Linked DNA regions of Mus musculus: region 2 is linked to region 1. A link is a contact called in ENCODE Hi-C or POLR2A ChIA-PET data. All regions are on one chromosome and are shown on one strand. Each heading gives the region's core, a stretch centred on a gene start or an enhancer-like site at or near the end of the contact. The rest is flanking DNA. Distances are from core to core; before and after follow the strand shown.

Region 1 (2,700 bases), core at 128-2,627:
AAGCAGCTCTCCCTGTTCTCCTCTACACACCTTTTGTCTCTTTTTAGGCAGAGAGAGGAAGAAGCGCTTAGCATACAGGATGGGGGCAAGAAGGACTGGCAGCCTTCCTACTAATTGCCGAATCACAGAGCACCATGGCTTTGTGAGAGAGGGAGCCCATGCTTAGAAAGTAAGTTCCTAGCAAGGCTTTCTTCCTCCTATTCACTCATAAATGTTCCTCTAATAAGGTCGGAATGATTTTACCTTTGGGTTCGATGTTTAACATTTATTATCTTGGACTTTGCACATGGGGGGAAAAAGCCCTATAATGATTGCCTTAAAAAGCATACAGCTGTTGTCGGTGAAGGCACACGCAGGTCTAACTGCCTCTAATATGTAACCTTCAGAAACTAACCCCCTCAAAAAGTTGCTTTTTACCATGCTTCCGTTTACCCACCCACGTTGCTGCAGAATATTTAATTCCGAAGCAAAAAAATCCATCTTCCCCACTGAATTTTTTGCACAGCAGTGTGTTAAGCAACAACAATGTTAAATTTGTACTGCTTACTCTAAATGGTGTTAAAATAAACGAACTCTGGGTCTGGAAACTCTCACGGACGTTTTTCACAATGAGCTTTAAAAAGGACGCTTCCAAAAGGCGATTGGGGCACTAGGGCAATATTAACAAATCAGGAGTAGATGAGACGCAGAGACGGAGGATTCCTCCACCATAGCGTGTTTCTGTGGTCGCTAACAACAGTCCGCTCGCTCCCTAGGCAAGCAGCGGCGCACAGGCTCTGGAACCTTCTAGGTCATTTGGAGATTCACCATGCGGAGGAAAAGGCTCTGTTGCCCAGGCTCTGCCGAGATCCTAGCTGAGGTGGGAGCCGGTGCCAGCTTGAAGAAGCTGAGTGGGGAGTCGGGGGCGAGCCTGGAAGGCCAGCGGGACCAGGTGGTCGCGGGGTGTCACGGTTCCCGGAATCCCCGGACCCACCATCTCCCTCGGGAAGCAGCGAGCTCCAGCCCTCCCCGGCCACCCAGGCTCCTACTTACGGGGTGCAGCGGTCGCTGAACTCGTTGGCGATGGTCTCGATGCCCCCGGCCCGCGCCACCGCAATGTAGCAGCTCTGTGAGCCTACGTCTAGCCCAACCACCGACATGGCTGGCCCGGTCCGCCTCCGCCTCGGGTCCGCTGCGTGCTCGTCCTGCTCCCGACCAGTCGGGAAGATGCCTCCGGCTTACCCTGCAAGACTGCGCTCAGTCTCTGCCACCGCTCTCCGCCGCCCGCCTCTCTCACGCAGCCGCCGCCGCTCAGCTACCAATCCAAAAGGGGAGGTCCCAATCGCTCAGCCTTATGTAGCCTACTGAGGAGAACTTTCCAGAATCTGCAGCATTTTACTCACCGGCGCCTCCACGTGCCACTTCCGCTTCCTTCTTCTCGAGCCTTCGAGAAAGATTCTACCCAATGGACTGCTGGTCCCTCCGCGGGCGGCCTGAGTTGCCATGGTGACAGGGCAGCTGCTCGGGCGCCATTGGCTAAAACTGACCGAGCTTGCCCGGCCTCCATCCCGCCCTCCCCAGCCTGAGGGGCAGTTTTCGTTCCAGTTGACTCCAGTGAATAACCGGTCGGGAACTTCTGTCGCTTAAGTGGTGACTCCGGTGGCAGTGTCCGGCTCCCGACGCCGAAAAACTATTGAAAGGACGGAGAAAGAACACACTACTCCGGGACCCCAGGCCTCTCCGGTCACGAACTTGCTGTTGGCAGAGAGCATGTCGGGAAGCGTAGTCTGGCCGGGAGACCCTAGCGCCTTGCATGCTGGGAAACGCAGTCCAGTGGTGAGGCCTCGGTGCTTTGCATGCTAGGATATGTAGTCCAGCCCGTGGTGCGTGCCACGATCCTGCTTTGTCTTAAGGGCTCAGTAAAAAGAGGCCCAGCTGGCTGCTGCCGATTCGCGCTCTTTCTCTGGTGTATGCTTTGTTCTGTGTTCCGTTCTTGCTTGTTTTTTCAACAGCTAATGGATTGCGATTTAGGGGCGTCAGGATAAGCCGCAAACGCGGTTTATATTTTGTAGACATTTGTCCGCTGGCAAGATTGTTGCAGAATAAAACACAGAAGGGTTTTCTTCTTCTTCTTCTTCTTCTTCTTCTTCTTCTTCTTCTTCTTCTTCTTCTTCTTCTTCTTCTTCTTCTTCTTCTTCTTCTTCTTAAATGAAAACTTTTGATTGCTATGCAATTTGGGAAGCTGCTGGTGTTTTGCCGACAGGGTTTTGCATATTTTGGATACTAGTTTAAGCCGACTTTGTTTAACCCTGCCACTCCTAACCATAAGGTTATGATTTAATGTAATGGCTAATAATATGGTTTAATAAATGGGTGTATGGTTTATTCCTTGTTTAATCTAACCTTTCATTTTCTTTCCTTGGAAAGTAAGCTTAGGTTCCATGAAGAGAAAGCAGAGGTGGATGCTGCTGGCTCCTGCTTTCAATTCTTATGTACCGTTAAAAAAAACGTCAAAGTTTGCCTGAAAACCCCGTGTGTACCCTCTAGAATATGGAAATATGCACAATTAAAACGTGCGCTGCTAAATAAGTGTGTAATTGAATGAAGAGTTGGGGCCCAGGGTTAAAAACTAACTCCTGAAGTATGCCTCTTCCCGTAGGACAAGTGGGGTTGCTTAAATGGGAGCTTTCTATACAAATTGCAGAGTAAGTTTTATTCGTG
Region 2 (2,700 bases), core at 98-2,597, 42 kb after region 1:
GCAGTCATAAGCCAACAAATGTGGATGTAGGAATGGAACTCAGGCCCTCCAGGAGAGTAGTACATGGTCTTAATCACTGAGTCACCTCTCCATCCTTCCAGGATAATTTCAATGAAAAGTCTGATCCACTAAGCCCTCAAAGTTGTTTGCTACCAAAGTAGGGTCCTCAGTTGTGTTACTTGGCTACTAGATTTTTCTCTCTATTTACATCTTGTTTATAGGTACGGTGTCTAACAAAGGGAAGGAATATTTCCTAGGAGAATGCTAGAAAACTTTAGCAATGGGAAACTGTCTATCAGCTTTAGAACTTCCCAAGAAAGCCCAAGGAGTTAAAGCAGCCAACCAAGAATTTGGAAAAACTGTAGCGCTGGTCTTCATCAGTCAAGAGACTGGCACCAGTCAACAAGAAACACACAGAAACTAAGAAATATGACTGCCAAAGTCTTTATGAGCAGGCTTGCCCTAGAGTTTTACTACCTGTGGTTGGGGGAGATGTTCGGTGAGTCATTTGTCCTGTGACCACAGTGGCTGAAAGGCAACTCTAGCTGCCCTCTAGCCTCGCATCATCTAAACACAAGCCAGGGTTGCTCAGTCAGTCTTTTTTACATCCTTGGAGATGCAGGAGAAACTGTGTTTCTGGGAAGGGTCCCTCTAATTCTTCCCTGTAATTGTTTCCCTCTTTGGTTCACTACAATGTAACTGTAAGGTCCTCAGGTGGAACTCTTCCAGGGTGGGAGGGAGACCCTTCAGGATTCTGTGCTGGAAGGAACTCTGCTTATGTGACTTTTCCACCTCACTCTTCTCTGTGTTCTTAATTGATTCATTTTCATCAAGTATCTTGAATACCCTCTCTCTTCCATCACAGTGAACACTCAAAATAACATTAATAAAAATTTAGCTTTACACCAACATCTATTAAGAGCAAAACTCCGGGCCAAAGCTATTAATCAAATTCCATTTAAGAAGAGGATATTAAGTAAATTAGTTGAGCTGATTAAAAACACCTTCATCAAAGTAGAACATCGGTGCCAACAATATTAAGAGTTGAATTATCGATTTTGCTTTTTATAAAAACTGAAGATAGTCCATTAGCAGGGAAGAAAAAAACGATCCTTCTTCCTTCACTTTGAGGACAGTAAGGGTGATCTACTGCTAGGGATGGGGAAAGAAGTTCTGGGAAGCGAAGGGCATGACGGCAGAGTTTGTCAGAGGGTCAGAAAAGAAGCTCTGAGGTCAGATGCCCAGAGGAGGGCGCGGTCCAGCTGGGCAGCAGGACCACCTACAACCGCGCCGGTTGCGAGCGTACACCGGGGCGCTCCCGATCCCGGCCGCCAGAGGGCGCAGCCCGAGCCGGCGCGGCGCCGGGAAGGAGGAGGGGAGCGCGAGAAGGGTCAGGCGCGCAGGGCGTCCGCGCAGCTCGGCTCCGGGAAGGGCGCGGAGCCTCTGCCTCCGGGATGCGGCCTCCCGCGCTGCTGGCGCTGTTCAGCTGCTCCGCGGGTAAGTAGCGAGCGGCCCGGGCGGGCGCGGGGAGGGAGTCCCGGGGCTGCTGGCCACCCCCGCGCGGTTCCGGCTGCCGCCCGCCCCGTCCCGCCCCGTCCCGGCCGCAGCGCCCTCTAGTGGCGCCACCCTCGGCCCGCGCCCTCTCCATCTCCGCCTCCTTCCGCCGGGGCACGCGGGCTGGTGGGGAGGGCGCGGCCGGGTCGGGAGCCAGAGCCGCGCAACTGCTAGAAACTTTACAAGAGGCCGCGCCTTTCCCGCCCCTGCGCGCCGCCCGTGCGCCCTGCGGTGCACACCTCGCGCCCCACTATGAGCACCCCGCCCTGTGCGCCCCCAGCGCCCCGCCGAATGCTTGCCGCGCTCCGCGGTGTGCACTCCGCACTCCACCGTAGCTATCCTACGCCCCACGGCATTCATGCCACGGCCCGCCGTGTGCACTCTGCGCCCCACTGTGTACACTCCGTGCGCCCCACCGTGTGCACCCTCTGCTTGTGCTTACTCCGTGCCCGGCCGTACACCCCCTGCTCTCTACCGTGTGCCCCTGTGTCCCACAGCTGTGCACTCATGGGTCCCATAGTTGTGCATCCCATACCCCTAGATGTGCATCCCCGCGCCCCACCTTGTGCACACCCCTCGATCCTCCATGTGCATTCCCAGTGCCTGGAGGTGCATATCCCAAGTTTCACCCCTCCCGACCTTGAATACCGTATCCCACCTCACCGTGCATACCCCGCATCCCACTGTGTGCACCCCGCTCTCTACCTTGTGCATCCCCCGTGTTCCGCCCTGTGCACCCTGTACCTCCTGTTGTGGACAACCTGCACTCGGCCATGGGCACCCCTTTTCCCACTCCTCCGTATGTACCCTGGATCTCCTGCTGTGCATGACCGGTGTCCCACTATCTACACCCCACCCCCACCCCCGCCCATCGCCCCAGTCAAGCACACACCGTTTTGCCTTAAATACTCCATGCATCCCATCGTGTGTTCCTTGAGACCCTACCCAGCTTTACAGAACCCTGATACAGCCATTAGCACGCCCCAAGGCGCGCCCCCCTCCCCGTATCCCTTGCGTCACCCCCACCCTGTACCCTCAGCTCCTGCAATTTCCCAGAGACCTCCTCTCTTTGTGTACCACTCCCTAGGAACCTACAAACTTGGCCTGCCTTCCTCCTAATGCAGTTGGGCAAGGAGGGGAGGGAGG

The links. A loop is a pair of places that touch in the nucleus more often than their neighbours do. ChIA-PET counts read pairs that join two places held with the same protein, here RNA polymerase II (POLR2A).
Region 2: a map of left cerebral cortex shows a loop between it and region 1 (5-fold over the local background). The contact joins the promoter of B3glct here to the promoter of Hsph1 in region 1. A Hi-C loop is called at or near these places in 13 of 37 maps with a recorded cell type or tissue (CH12.LX, T-helper 1 cell, T-helper 17 cell and 6 more). POLR2A ChIA-PET finds 5 or more read pairs at or near these places in 3 of 5 experiments (Patski and embryonic stem cell).

What each region holds. Positions count from the first base shown.
Region 1 is chr5:149,634,938-149,637,637 of GRCm38, forward strand. Hsph1 (heat shock 105kDa/110kDa protein 1) reads right to left here and starts at 1,378. Exons shown (of 18, transcript NM_013559.2): 1 at 1,033-1,378. The coding sequence starts at 1,139.
Region 2 is chr5:149,676,883-149,679,582 of GRCm38, forward strand. B3glct (beta-3-glucosyltransferase) reads left to right here and starts at 1,348. Exons shown (of 15, transcript NM_001081204.2): 1 at 1,348-1,497. The coding sequence starts at 1,455.